2 separate regions of the Mus musculus genome follow, and region 2 is linked to region 1. A link is a loop called in an ENCODE intact Hi-C map of the cell type or tissue named here. Cell type or tissue: left cerebral cortex. All regions are shown on one strand.

What was found. Hi-C counts contacts between places; a loop is a spot of excess contacts. Peaks named below come from ENCODE experiments on the same cell type or tissue, not always from the same donor. Only the 100,000 strongest peaks of a DNase experiment are listed, where the experiment ranks them.
Region 2: a loop joins it to region 1, with 5 times the contacts of the local background. A loop is called at or near these places in 3 of 42 quality-filtered maps.

The regions. Positions count from the first base shown.
Region 1 is chr13:111,228,502-111,236,501 of GRCm38, reverse strand. 3110015C05Rik (RIKEN cDNA 3110015C05 gene) reads left to right here and starts at 7,071. Exons shown (of 3, transcript NR_045908.1): 1 at 7,071-7,560. In left cerebral cortex, no CTCF peak of the experiment used is centred here; DNase peaks (open chromatin) are centred at 584, 3,886 and 4,288; H3K27ac peaks cover 2,592 bases.
Region 2 is chr13:111,039,676-111,047,675 of GRCm38, reverse strand. No RefSeq gene overlaps it. Among named protein-coding and RNA genes, the nearest start is that of 4930526H09Rik, 140 kb to the right of the region's middle. In left cerebral cortex, no CTCF peak of the experiment used is centred here; a DNase peak (open chromatin) is centred at 3,017; H3K27ac peaks cover 2,438 bases.

The DNA of each region.
Region 1 (8,000 bases):
AAACGATGAAGGCCAGAACCTAGAATCTGCACAAGACAGTTTGAGTCTTCTTTTCCTGGACCTAAACAATAGCGACAGAGTCACATGAGGACTCCCAGCTTATGAAATGGCTTAATCCCGAGTGAGCTTGGGGAAGGGATTGGAAGAGCAGAGAAGGCAGTTCAGATGGATGGAGCTGGTCTGACCTTTGAAGACAGCAAGACACTGCTTAAGTTTCTAATACTGTTGGATCAAGCTGTCAAAAACATTGGCACCACTGGAGAAAGAGGCTATTCTCTACAGCCTGTTTCTTCTCCCACGATTCCTGTGACATCCAAGGTTGACAATGGAACAATAGTTCACTACTCTAGAGAGATCCTTTGGAGAGCTACACCCTCCCTGGGAGAGCCACTTTGCAGAAGCCCTCCCAGCAGCCTTGGCTTAGCCGAAGCCCTCCCACTTGGCTTAGTAGCCTCTATCTTTCCACTGCAATGCAGGTCACAAAGCCCCGTGTGTGCTCTGGGAAGCCGCGGATGTGAGGGCAACTGAAGATCAATAGTGAACTGGGTTCAGTGCCAGGGATGGAACTTGACTCCCCATTCTTGTTCCAGAACTCAAGCATTTTGGCTCAGCTAGGGCCAGCCTGCTCCTGTTCATGGAGCTGTCATTTGGTTTTGGTCATTTATGCACCATTTGCTAACTGCTTATAATTCCTGGGCAATTTCGCTCAGTACATGGGAAACAAAGACAGCAAAACAAGGGGGCTGTTATGTTCTGCTCTGCTTTCGTCAGTGAATGAAATTGGCTGAACAGAGTACAAGCTTTCTTTTGCCGCATTGATTAATATTTTTTTTCCTGTATGACATAAACAATTTTAGGAAGAAAATGTGTGCTTGTGAGATAAGTGCAGGATGCCCTGTCTGTTTTTATAAGTATAACATTTATCCGTCTATTTTGGCAGGGAAATAGGTTAGAGTCTGAAAATTCACCATTCAGTCAACAAATCTGTGAACTGATACAAATCAACTGTCGCTGTCAGAGCTGCTGCTGTCCCACATTGGCTCTGGGTAATTAAAGAAATTGGGGGTCCCCTTGGCAGAAAAGACCCCGTGCTTGAGGACATGGCCTCTGTCTTCAGCACCTTCAGCTGGGTTCCTTTCTATAGTGTGTCAACCCCATCTGTGTAGAGGGGGGAAAGATCAGGTCATGCATTATGTCATTAAGTTAGACGCTTTCCTGACAACATAGGTCTTGAGCAGACAAGGAGAGAGCTCCTTCTAGGAACACAGCAAATGCAAAGATGTCACTATTTATTCTGAGGGAACACTACCAAAGCATGCTGGGTTCTTGTCCCAGAAGTTCCTCCATGCAGCTGGGCCAATCAAGCCTGCTGTGGGCTCTAGGAAGGCTTGCAAACTATAGGGAGAGGGTAAAGGAAGAACTCAGCACCTAGAGTGCTGGCTAAAATTAGGAGCCTTCACAGGTTATTCCAGTGGGCAGGTCTGGCTGCAGCCTGCTTTACACATGCACCCCACAGCTGTCTGCTGAGGAATAAGGCTTTCTAGTGTCTCCAGGTTGACATCCGTGGCCTCTCTGTAGCCTTCTGAGTATGACTGTAGCCCTGATCCCATTTTATTTTTTTCTTGAGCCAGACAGGCTCAGATTGCGATTATATTTTGGAGCCAGAAGGCTGGGAGGGCTATCTGGAGTCTTGGAGTCAGCTTTTTGTGGTTTCTTTATCGTGTAATTCTAGTAAACACAATCCATCAGCCTGTCTTACACAGGAAAGGGCATCATTTGTAGGCAGTCCTCAACTTATGAATGGCTTGTGTTCCAAAATTTGTTTGTGGTCAGTTGTTGGGGCTGTAGAGGCAGATCCCCATAGTAACAAATTTGCTGGAGAAAGTGGTAGTTATGACAGTCCAACTGATTGGTTGTTTCTTTCCTTCCCTGGCCCCTCTCTCTGTGCTGGGGATCTAACCTAGGGCCTTGAACATTCTAGATGTATTAGCATTTTCTCTGTTAATGTGATAAAATACCCTGGCCAAAACAGCTTTAGAGAGAAAGGGTTTATTTTGGCCTATATTTTCAGAAGTTTAGAATTCAGCATGGTGGTGAAGGAGAGAACAAGAGTAGGTGAGGCCAGGATGTAGAACCTCAAAGCCAGTTCCCAATGACTTACTTCATCCTGCAGTGTTCCATCATCTCTCAAAGGTTCCATTACATCCCCAAAGGGTGATATTGGTTGGGGACCAAATGCTCAAACATAAGAGTCTATAGGGGACATTTTACACCCAAACAGTGACACCAAGCAAGCCACCACCACTGAGTCTCAAGTGCCTGCCTTTTGCTTTACTTCCTCTCTGAGACAGGGTCTTTCAGGGTGGTGCAGGAAGGCTTCAAACTCTTCATCCTCCCCGAGTGCTGGAGTTATAGTCATGTGCCACCACCTGTAGTTTCCTTACTTGACTTCAGGGGAAAAAAATCAAGCCACTCTCTATTTTTAGATTGAATTGTATGAAACTAGCAAAATAGTTGAGTCACGATATTTTTCTACAGATGCAACCTGAAGTAGATTCTGTTTATCTTTCCACCGTCCTTCTCTACCCTCCAGTCTCCTTAAGTCTCTACCATTTTCGTTAGGTAAAATGTAGGCAAAGAATACAGACTTTGTAGAGAAGCAGGCATGCAAACGAGGGGAGTGTTAGCAGGTATGGACTTGCACGGCTTCTGAAGGTGAATGGGGTGCAGCAGGAAGGGGCCAGCAGATTCCAGACAAGCATCCCTACAAACGCCTTCAAGGTAATTTGGAGGAACTCTAGTCTGCCCTTTGTTGGAACTTGTCTTTGGGGGGGCAGGACAGAGACAGCTGCGGTGCTGTCAGGAGCAGGGTAGACAGCAGATGTGGGCTGCAGACCTCTGTAGTCATATGCATGGACTTGAGACAGTGGGGCGTGTGTGGGTGTGGTCAGCGAAAGTAACTGCATTGACAAGTGATGTGTGTGTCCTGTTATGAGTCAAGGGATAGGAATGTTGCTTTGTGTGCAGTGTGTTGCAATAGAAACAGAGGTGCAGTATGTCCTTTTCGTTTTGAAGGAAAGTCAGGCTATGTGGTTTCAGAGCTCAGGGTAAATGCTTGGCACACAGTATGTACATGGGAAGAGTTGCCTGGGAACCAAACAATGCCCATCAGTTTTCATCTGTTTGCTATGGAAAGATCAAATTTCAATTTTATGATTTTTCTTAAGGGGAATGTAGTAGATCTCAGAAAAGAAAATTATCCATTTGTGTTGGCTTGGACAATGATTACTTTAGGAGAAAGATATATTTATTTAGATAATGGTTTTCTTCATTATTTTAATGCTCATTGTCTATTTGATGTAAGAACTTTTCTATTTTCATTGGACTATGGCCTTCCTCCAGCAATGCATGTTCTTATCCCAATAGCACATAAATTAAAAGATTTTTTGCATTCAACATTCATCCATGGCAAACTAGCTGAGAGTTGGACTGCTCCAACTGGATTCCAGGTCAATTAGAGGTACCTCTGTATCGTACCGAACTTGGCTATCAGAGGACAACCGCACATTGACAGAGCAGATAATAGTGGAAACAGGATGTAAGGAACACAGAAGGTTCAGAGATTAGAGAGACTCTTTCCTTTTCCTCCTTGGCCAAGTCTAGGTAAATGAAACCATCGCAGGACACCTTTAGGAGCCTTCATGCAGTCCTGGTCACATCTTTCAAAAGGAGCAGATGTAGCAGCTAATGAGTGAGCACAGAGTTTAGGGAGCCCACAAACAGGTCTGATGGCTCTGCGGGCCGGTCGGTGGCAAGTGACTCTCATTATCCTTCTCCCTGCAGCAGAGCATCCTGATGCCATCTGTTGCCTGTTTTCAGAAGTGAGGTCAGTTCTGAGTCACTTTATGCAATTATGTAAATTCAGCTTCTGTAAATCGCAGGGAAGTACTGTTGCTGTCAATCATTTGTGAATGCCGTCTACTGGTGGGACCTCCGCCTCCGTGAGTTAACACTGTTCTTTCCATTGTTTAATGGATTTTTAGGAGGAAAGACTTGTAAGCATTTTTAAAAAATCATTTCCAAAACTTCCAAAGTTTTATGTAGTTTAAGAATAGCCTGGCATGATCTTTAAGTTTCTAATTTTGATTTGTTTCAAGTAAAGGTCTGTGAGCATGGTTCACTGGCTATTTCTAGACATAGCCAATCTGGCTTTAATTCTCTTTCTATATCCTGGCCCTAGCAGCATGCAGACACACAGTCCTGTCCACACTGTGACAGTGTTGGAGCCTTCCACTCCACTAGGAGAGTTGTCTTGCTTGTTTCCCCGTGGATGACCATGTCACTGACACAGCGCTAGATACAAACCGATCCACAACACATGATGGGATGCTGTGCTGCTGTCCTGTATTGAGATGTGTCCTGGGCTGGGCTGGGCAGGGACTGGGAGGAGACAGAGATGAGAAAAGCGTTCTCCTTAAGGCTGAATCAGACGGCATTGGTAGGTGGAGCATAGTGCCGTGACTCTTTCCAGTCTGAGTGGATAGACTGTGTTTGGGAGAATTAAAGGGTTATGGTAAATGGTAGCAAAATAGTAATTAACTAACAACGAAGTGGTAGTTGGTATAAAAACTATATATCCTGTGAACTTTACAGAAGCTCATAGGCAGATACCAAAGATAAATGCAGAGTTAGAGGAAGAACATTCAGGCATCACAGAGGATTTAGCTGTGCAGGTCACACAGTTCCAAGTGCCTGCTATGCACAGGCTCTTTTGTAAATGCCGGAACACACTGGCAAACAAGGGACAAGAACCCCTGAAGGTCACACATAGAGGATGAGGCCCCAAATCGCACATGTCAGCAGACAAACAAACCCACTTATGGATAAATATACACAGACAAATAACAAAAACAATTAAAATGATACCCTGCCAGACAGGAGCAGAGAGGTCTGCAGTTATGTTGATCTTGGAGACTAGAGAGTGGAATTGGATAGTTCTTACAGACATCTTCTCTGAAGGGGTTCCATGTAAAAAGACCCATGTTATCTGGAGGGATGGTTCTATGAGCATCTCAGGGAGTCATGTTCCAGGAGCAGAAAGAGACAGTAGAAAGCCCCGAGGCAGGCGCAAACTTGAAGTGTGCTCAGAGGAAGTTAGACATATGCAGTGGATGGATGAGTATAGGTTAGAGGAAGAACAAGGCAGGCGCAAACTTGAAGTGTGCTCAGAAGAAGTTAGACGTATGCAGTGGATGGATGAGTATAGGTTAGAGGAAGAAGAGGAAAAAGAGGAGATGGAGAAGGATGAGGATGTGGAAGAGGAGGAAGGGGAGGGGGAGGGAGAGGGGAGAAAGGTGTTAAATGACTTTCAGGGCTTTCCAGGTAATAATGATATGAAATAATGATATGAAAAGTGATTTGGTCTGTTGGGAATGATCTTTCAGATGTGCCAAGTTTGAAATGCCTACTGGATTCCAAGAGCTGATGTTGAGAAGACAATTAGATGTCCAAACCAGGAACTTAGAGGGGATGGTGAACTGGAGTCACATGTCTTGGGACCTAATGTATAAATGTCTCATAAAGCCGTGACTTCTGAGGGGATGAACCAGATAATGTAGATAGATAGATAGATAGATAGATAGATAGATAGATAGATAGATAGATAGATAGACAGATAGGAGACTGTCCTGGTGCACTCTTCCATATAGAAGTCAGAAGCAATAGGAGGAGCTTGCACAGGGGTCTTGGAAGTAGGTAACAGTAGTGAGAACGTGGAATCCAGGCATAGACTCAGGAACCCTGTCTAAAGAACAAAAGATTTAAGGCTAGCTTGGTAGTGTACACCTGCAATATCAGTACCTGGGAGGTAGAGGCAGGAGGATGAGGAGTTCCAGGTCACTCTTGGCTACATAGCAACTTCAAAGCTAGTTTGAGATACAGAAAATATCATTTCCTTCCTCTACCCACCATAGAATGAGGGACTTATGAACCCTGACAAATGCAGTGGCTAAAAAAGCAAGATGATCCAGGGCTGAGTGGAAATTCATATCTATCATCTATCTATCTATCTATCTATCTATCTATCTATCTATCTATCTATCTACCTACCTATTTATCTACCTATCTATCATCTTATGTATTTATCATCTATTTATCTACCTACCTATCTACCTACCTATCATCTTATGTATTTATCATCTACCTACCTACCTACCTACCTATCATCTTATGCATTTATTATCTATCTATCTATCTATCTATCTATCTATCTATCTATCTATCTATCTATCTATCTATCATCTATCTATCTATCTATCTATCTATCTATCTATCTATCTATCATCATGTATCTACATACCTATCACCTGCTATCTATTTTACATGCATGTAACATATATGCACATATATACTATATACATACACATGCAAACATTTGTGACATCACCAGAGCACTTCTGCTTCTTTAAAATGATTTTTTTGTAGACTTTTAAAAATTATTTTGTTTTGTAGGTCAGCAATGTTCTCGCTGTTGGAAAATAATTCAAGTAATCACACAGTCATAGGCCCCCTTCTACCTCCTACTTGTTGAAATGCCGAAGAGATTTGGGGGGACCACCTATTTTAATCAAGATTTTATTCCAATACCTAGCATATTAAGCATCTGCTCTTTATTAGTCTCTCTGCCAAGATTCATAGAACATACGGACTCTTTTTTCCTGCTAGAAGCCAAGTATGATAACTATCCAGAACGAGAATCATCTTAGAATTTTGGAAAGAACATGGTTGAAAGGGCCAGAGTATCTGAAATAATCTGGTATAATGACAATAAAAAAAGAACACATGGTTTCAAACTTAGCAGATCACTGACACCAATCCCAGCTCCGTAGCTTGCCACTTGATCTCACACGAGCCTGCGGGATGCTTTCTAGCCTATAGAGTGGAATAAATATTATCACTTATTCTTTCCTTCTGGAGGGGAACAGAGCCCCCCCCCCACCTGAAATCGTGTGGCTAGAGATTATCCCAGCCAGAGAGTCAGGACCAGAACTCCTGACTTAATTTCCTATCTTGCTCTTTTCCATCTCTTTTCAAGGAGCCACCATGCCCACGTGTAGTGTAGTTTGTTTCTGCATTTTCTTTTACACCATAGTGTGCTCTTGTGAGGTCCTTGCTGGGATTAGCCCAAGACACACATCCTATCTATGTATTGCTTCATCTTCACCTGCCATGCTTTCTATCCCAACAACTCATAGGATTACAGAGTCACATCACTGAAGCATCTGGCTGCTCTCGCTCTTACATGTTTCTCTGTCTCTGTCTCTGTCTCTGTCTCTGTCTCTGTCTCTGTCTCCCTCCTTCCTCTCTCTCTCTCTCTCTCTGTCTCTCTCTCTCTCTCTCTGTGCATGGGAGAGGTTTGGCACTCCTGTACTCTTCTATTTTCTAGCCCCACTCCGGATCCCTGGGGTGGTCTCTGATGGAGTGGAGGCAGCCTGGGCATGGAGGGGAGGCGTGCCTGATGTGGGTCCAGCCGGTCCCCCATGTGCTCTGACCCCCTTTGAGGTAAGTGGAGCCACATTTCTTTCCTGGCAGCTGCAGAGACCAAGCGTCAGAAAAGGGCTTTGAAGTTTCCCAAGGAGGAAAGACATTCTATAAAGAGAAGGGCTCATGATTGTTTCCTGACTTCAGTGCGTTAGCAATGGTCTGCTGAATTTTGGAGAGCAGCAGTGGCCTTCACATTTAATTGTTTTGATTCCTTTTTAATAATAAAAAACCCTCTTAGTTAATATGATTGGAAAAACAAGCTAAAAACAATAGGAACAAATGTCAGAGCTGCTCAAATATCTGTTTGTAAATCAGATGGTGAATAAAGGCACCTAAAAGAAAAAAAAATCCCTAAACTTGGTATCATTAACTTTGTTACAACATGCAATATAAGTTTAGGATTATCAAATTTACTGAAATACATTTTCAATATATGCTTAGAATTTATTTTCATCTCC
Region 2 (8,000 bases), 190 kb after region 1:
ACAAATGTGCAGATCGAATATATAGCAAAGAAATGAAAGGAGAGGGAGCCGATCCTCAGGTCAGTATGGCCAGACAAGATGCCACTACCCTCTTTGGTTTGAGGGGGTACTCACAAATTTCCAGCATGTTCCAGGGCTCCAGGTTGGGTGCCATCTATGACCCTCCCTGTCTCAGGGGATCAGTGGTGGATATTGGTCTATGAGGGCAAAGGAAGCAGAGGTGACGGATGGTGGAGGTTCAGAAGGCCAGTGAGTAGGTACAGAGATGATGACACTGGGACCAGCTGTGGGGAGTCAGATCAACTTTACTTGGGAATGATCAAGACTTATATAGTTTGGAGTAGGGTGTCAGAATATCCAGGATGAGCAAAGGTCATTGGTTGAAGGCTTACAGTACCGAGATGCCTCATTAGCATAAAGAGGCATTTCTGGAATCTCAGGTGCTAGCTGAACAGGCTATTAGCAGGAGAAAGGAAATCGAAGCTGTTATCTAACTAAGGCTATGTGACATTCTGCAGGAAGAGGTGTGTGTGGGTTTTTGAATTCCCCAGGCAAGGTCAGAGAAGGGGCAGCCCTGCTAGTGAAGGAAGTCCATCATTTTTGGCCAAGACCAGAAGGCTATATGGCAATGGTAAACTTCGACCTTATTTAGCATGGTTTTCTGACAGGCTATAAGGCTCTTCTGGTGGGGAGTTTCATTTATAAGAAATATATTTTAGATTCTTTAATTTGTGAAAAGAGATTACTTACTTTTGCTTTTGACAACGAGGCTTTAAGTTTTATGTAATAGAGAGTAAGTCACATATAGAACCTAGAACCAGAATCTTTAAAACAATTATCATTTATGTTTTGAGATTATAATTACCTCGGTTTCTGCAGTCCAAGCAGTTTCTGCAATCCAAGCCCTCTTCTATACTCATTGTCCTCTTTCAGATTCTTGGCTTTTTAAAACTGTAAGTGTTGGGGTGTGTGTGTGCGTGTGTGTGTGTGCGTGTGTGCATGTATATACAGGGCTGACCATTTACTTTTAGGTAACCAGTTAGCGTGTTCTTCTCTGGGAAAGACTCTTTCTCCCACTCTCGGCATTCCTTAGTTGCCTGTAGTTTGTTGTGTAAAGTTGAAGCGTACTGTTTTTTTCCTATCTGCTTTAGCATGTCTATTGCTGTTGTCCCTGTCCAGCTCACGTGTAGACAGCGTGTTGATGAGACTTTACGGATGTAACTTCTGATATTCCTAAGAGATGCAATCTCACAGCAAACTCCCTGATCCTCTGGCTTTTACAGTGTTTTCTCTCCTTCTTCCACAGTGTCCCCTGAACCTTTGTACAGGAGCTGTTTCACTTAGTTCAATAAGACAGTCTTCCTCCCACAGGTCTACTTGGATAAAATAAATATATATCAGTGGCTCTTAACCTATGGGTACTGGCCCCTGAGGGGATCTAACCACCCTTTCACAGGGGTCACCTAAGACTATTGGAAAACACAGATATTTACATTCTGATTCATAACAATAGCAAAATTACAGCTACAATGGTTGGGGGGGGTCACACGAGATGTAGAACTGTACTAAAGGGTCACAGTGTTAGGAAGGTTGAGAACTGATGCTATGCACCCAGCCCTTCCCTATGACTGTCCTGTCTGTCTTTGCTAGTTGAGCTAATAGCATGCATGAGTGTCTTGCAGTTTCTTGGAAGACAGGCATGAAATCACTTACCTTTCTGCTGTGATGGGCTAATAAAAATAGGCTTCCTCACAATGGGTCCGATTCTTCTGGAGAAGAAATTCTTCATGGAATCTGAAAAGTCAGGCCAATGTGGTTTGTGTCCCTATTGCTTTCCTGCAGACTATGTTAAGACCACTCAGAAGGTTTCATGCCAGTAAAGGTGCGCCTTCACTTTTTGGCATCCACAATAGGGTCTGGGTTTGGTAACTGTATATGGGATAGATCTCCAGGTGGGACACTATTGTGGATGCCAAGAAGTGCATGCTGAAAGGAGCCTGAAATAGCTGTCTCCTGAGAGGCCCTGCCAGAGCCTTACAAATACAGAGGCAGATGCTCACAGCCAACCATTGGACTGAGCATGGGGTCCCCAATGGAGGAGTTAGAGAAAGGACTGAAGGAGCTGAAGGGTTTGCAACCCCATAGGAAGAACAGCAATCTCAACCAAACAGAAGTCCCCACTCCCCTAACCCCAGAACTCCCAGGGACTAAACCACCAACCAAAGAGTACACAAGGAGGGACTCAAGGCGTCAGCAGCACATGTAGCAGAGGATGGCCTTGTCAGGTATCAATGGGAGGAGATGCCCTTGGTCCTATGAAGGCTCTATAGATGCCCCGCTGTAGGAGAATCGAGGACAAGGAGTTGACAGTGGGTGGGTGGGTGGAGGAACACCCTTATAGAAGCAGGGGGAGGGACGATTGGATAGAGGGTTTCCAGGAGGGGGGAACTGGGAGAGGGGGTAATATTTAAAATGTAAATAAAGAAAATATCCAATAAAAAAGATACACTTTCACTTGATATCTCGGTGAACTATGAGTCCTAGAAAAGGAACCCAGCCATCGTCACTTGTAAGTCATAGCCCAGCCAGGGCCAGCACAGGCAGCTCTTTGGCTCTCTTCCCCATTTCCTATGGCCCAGGAGGTTCACCTTTTGGGCTGAGTTTGGCTATAGCTCTTGTTCATGTTGCTTCCTTATCTTCTATCAAATTAAAATCGCTTTGTTTCTTTCTTACTTAAAAATTATTAATAAACTTGGCTGGCATTCAACCAAGATAAGCAGCCAGGATGAGTTTATGTTTAAGTTTGGGGGCCTATAATTTTTGTCTCTGAGCACACTGGACTGACATCTCCCTGGAGGGGTGGGTCTTCCATATGCATGATCGTATAAATAGCGAGGCTTTGTAATATGGGGGTGCAGCAGCCTCAAAATAGCTAAGCTGGAAGATGTTATGATAATGCTATTTTTTTTTTAGCCTCATGCATCTGTGTGGAGGGAACAACATCTTATTATGTGTACATAATGTGCTCACCAAGTGCCTAGCAGACGGCAGTTGGCTTTGCTTGGAGAGCAAGGCTGATGACAAGCCTCCGCACACGGTTACCCAGAGAAGCATAAATTAGACCTGGAGTCACAGTGCTGGGGAAGCAAGATAACATCCTGGGAACGGTTCAGCCTGAGAGCTGGTGTGCTGTGCAGTGAGAAAGAGGGAGAAAACGAAGTGGAGAGGCTACGTGCCAAATGGCTCAGGTCTGCAGAGCACGCTTCTATCATCCAAGGCTGGTCCTTTGTTAGTCCTAGACCCTTTATCTCTTAAAAACTTCCTACCCAGTTAAAAATCAACTCCTAATTGAGTGGACTTGTTTGGAAGAGGATAGAGTCCAGCCATGAGAAAAATAGAGTGTGTTTGAATAGAACACAGAAGCCAAAGTAAAGATTTTGAAATAATAGATTGCTGCTTGGAATGGAAGGGTGTGTGTGTGTGTGTGTGTGAGGGGGGGGGATCATTACATTAATACCATCTTGGCAACTCTTCCAAATCCTGCAGGTAAATTTTACTCTTTGTGTATTATTTACTAATAAAATAGCATGCTAAGTTCTACCCATTGTGTGCTATTTATGAATAAAATAACACGCTGAGTTTCATTAGCCGAATACCTTGTCCATTTCTCACTGTACCCCTTTTGTAATTAATCCTATGTTATTGGTGACACCGTTTTGGTTAGAAGAGTTTTATCTCTTCCTTTTACATGCACCACACACCACATCCTCCCCAAGGTGCAGGAGTGACATCTCACATTGAAATTTGAGACTGTAACCTAAAACCCAAACCCAGGAAGGAAACCACATGCCACAAAACAGACCTTTCTTCAGTGTGGCCAAGGCTTGATCTCCTGAGGATCCAGGTCATAAGGTCATAGAGTCATCATTGAATCTAGAAGGGAGAAGTGCTTGTCCCCACTACAACCTTGAATTGAGTCATGCCAATGGGGCTGAGTTTTAAACAGTAGCATCAGCCCCAGAGCCCAATGGCTCACATAACTGCTGACCCTGGTCATGGAAATCAAAAGTTAGAAGAGCAAAGTGAGAGTATCTGCGCCTCAGCAGTGGTGTGAGCATGGGGAGAGGTGATTTAAGGAAGCTAAGGTTATTGCCTCCATTTTAATAGGAAGCCCAATCAGGTCCTGGCTGTTTAATGTAGACATGTTTTTAACGATCAAAGTATAAACATGTCACCTACGAAATAAACACTAATCTTTATTACAGACGTCAGTTCAGCTCTGGAAACTCCAGTTGTGAGTTTAGCAGGAGAGAATGACTTCTGCTTTTCATGAGGCTAATTCCTCTGAAATTTTATAAGGAAAAAACTTTTCAGGAAAATATTTTTTTATTTATTTGATTTCTCTACAATAATATGCTCAGAGTCCAGGAAGCACCCAACTGTATTCTGCATTGTGAACTATGAATTCTCATAGTTCTGAAATTCTCATGAATTCTGAAAAGGTACAGGAAATACCATAAAATTTGTCCAGGATTCCAATTATGCTAAAATATTTCCAGGGTATTTTAAATCCTATATAGTCATGGGGTTTTTTGTTGTTGTTGTTGTTGTTTAAATTAAAGCATTTGGCTTATGTGGTCATATGAATGATTTTATCATAGAGAAATCAAGGCCTTATTCTTGAAAATGAGCCAAAACTTGGCTTTTGGAATTTGGGACTTGTAATAATTTCAGGAGGTTGTTTTAACCCTTTTTATACTGCAATGCCTGAGTAGTCACATTTCATAAGTTCATACCATATGTTTTTCCAGCTTCATTAGTAAGCATAAAGAAAATTGAAAACAAGAGAAATTTTTTTTTCTGAAGGAAAGTAAATAGGCATGTGAGGCATACATGCAGAAAGGTCATGGCAGCTGTTCACACTCTGACAAGGATGCATCCAATGCACCCCAAGCTGAAGAAGCTGTCAGAAGTTGCAGGGCCTCACTGTCATCTAGACTCATCACGGTAACACAGTGGGGGAAGCTGGCTGGCTCCTGTAGCTGCCTGGATTCTATCTCCTCCTTGATACATGAAAATTTATCCAAAGATGAAGAAACACCACGATGACAACCTACATAGAGGTTTCTTTACAAACTTTCAGCATGGTTATTGTATGCATTGGAAGTAGCCATTTCTAAGAATACATGCACTAGATGGAAGCCTATACGATGTACAAGAATCCAGGTTTTCTCCTTTTTCAACAGCACTGCACTTTAAACACCTAGCACAGAAGATTATGGTTCATACCTGACACTTACAAACTCTAAGCATAGTAATGTGGCAATTGGTCTAGGAGTGGGTTTCTAACCAATTACAGGGAAAGTTGTATCCCCAGCGTTAGAAAGGAATGTCTTTCTCCCATTCTTGAGCCATTGCTCAAGGACAGATAGCTATGTGATACCTGTGGTTATCTCTCCTCAGATATGGGAAATGCCTATCTGGGACACAGAGGCTAATGAGCCATGAACTGATGGCAGTACTAGATCCCTTACATTCCAGAGACAAGGCTGTTTTCCATTCTCAAAATCCTATTTTACTTGGATTTATTTCTCTTGCTTATAATTGAAAAGGTACTTACAGAACCCCTGAGAAAATGTTTTCCTCGTGTTCTGTGGTGTCTCTTGACACTTACACTCTGATGTCACTCATAGGCCACAGTTTGGATGCATGCAGAAGAGTGCAGTTTAAGATTGACAACAACAGGTCTAAGAAAAACACAAAGGACAGTGTGTCAGAAATGGAACTCTGAATTGATGCTTTGGGGTTTTAGAGCAGAGGTCGATAATTGGAAACAAGTGTAATTCAGAGAGGCTTTATGCAGGAAATGGACTTGGCCTTGGCTAAGCAGCATCAGTGGAAAAAATGTCCTGAGGAAAGAAGATACTGTACGTGAAGAGAAGAAGAGAAAAAGCACCACATGAGATGCAAGTGAGATGTAAGGAAAATGATGCCCTGGGTGGAAGGGTGGGGCTGCATTTGGGACTAAACACCAGGCAACTGAGTAATATTTGCTGTGAAAGGAAATAACCTGTTGAAAGCTTTAGTCAGGGATGCACCTGATAAAAAGGATGTGCCATATATTAGTGCTTCTAGCTTGGAGGGAATGAGGAATGAAGAGGCAGTTGCCACAGTTCAGCACTGTTAGAGATAGTGAGATCAGTGTAAAGACATCATGTATATTTTATATATATAATAAAATATAATATAGAACATGTAACATATACACAAATACAACATATAACATACAATATGCAACATGCAACATGTAAAACATAACATGTAACTTACAAAAATATATAAATATACTACATAATAATATACATAATACAATAATATACATAATAATGTCATATATTATTTAATACACATAATATTATATTAAATATATTATATAATAACATACATGCATATTATATAATGTATGATCTATGATATATACATGATATAATTAAATAGTAAACATTAAATTTTATATACTGAATATCATATATCATGTATCATATATAAAATGGGATATATGATATATACATTTAATCCATGAGAATTTATTGAAAGAATTAAGAAGTAAGCTTGAACAGTTACTTCCAAGTGATGAATTCTTTATGTGGGGACATATTCTTGAGTGTGTGGAGTCTGGATTATTACAAGGGCGTTTGGAAGGCTGCATTATGGAGACACAGGAAGGTGCATTTGGAGGCCTGCACTGTGTAGGTATGGAGAGTACAGGGCACAAGGCAGGAGAGAAGGAGAGCTGGATTCAGACTATACAGAGAGAGGCAGCCAGAGAAGCTGGAGACAAACAGTGGCCAGAAAGTTGGCCAAGTGAGAAGTCTAGGAAAACGATATCAAATGTTATGTAGATTGCTTAGACCCATTGTACTATTTGACTTAAAATGATATTTCAAAAGGTTTGCATTTGTCCTTAATTTACGGCTACAGTTCTTTTATAAAAATGAATCTTGTTGATGGCTGTGGTGGCACATACATGTTATCCCTGCCCTCAGGAGGCTGAGGCAGGAGAATGACCAATTAGAAGCCAGAATGGGTATATGGAAAGACATTATATTAATCATTCAAACAAACAAACAAAAACCCAAAATGCAGTCAGTTACAAATTATTCTGAAATATAGGTCATATAAGGAAATATGGGTTCTTGATAATGTGTCTTTATAAAATTTTCAGAATATCTATGGCCTACTAATATCTAGTGGTGGTCAATGACTTTATTTTTGATCTATTTCTGTATTTTTACTGTAATAATACAGTAAATTCTAAATTTTAGTTTATGTTTCAGTGCATTTGTTTTTATTGTATTTGGTGCTTGGTTAAATTTGGTGTTGATGAGGGGAACGTCTACAATTCGGTTCCTCTATCCTTTCAATAAAACCTATTCTCTCTCATACCTCCCTCATGGCAGCCTCTGTTACATGTTTAAATTCACCTCATGTGAATTTCGATTAGACCTAGAACCAATGTTCTCTCATAAGTATTCAGTTGTTTTTGATAGCCATCATGGCCACAGCCACAGTGTCCACTAGGAAGCTGTCTGCTGGTAGATCATAGAATAAGCTGTGTCTATATGTGAGTGAAACAAAAATGTTAGCTGTGAATATGTGCTATTATTTATAATCCAAATACGGTTAGAGTATTTGATGGCATATTTGGCTATTTTCCTTCCTGCTTAAAGTCTTTATTATAAGTAATATTTTCATGATTAATGCTTTCTGGTTGACATTTGTAAACCACATATTGATAGGATAATGCTACGTTCTGGCCCTGAGTATCCTCAGTCCGGTACTTGTATTCACCTGTGTTTGAGGGAGAAATATATATTACAAACCACAAAGAATTGGGCCTGTAGGTGTATCTCAGCCATAGACCATTACCCTTCCATGTGAAGCCCTGTTATGTGAAGCATACCTCAAAGAAAAGAACCAAACAGTCTTTAGGAGAATCC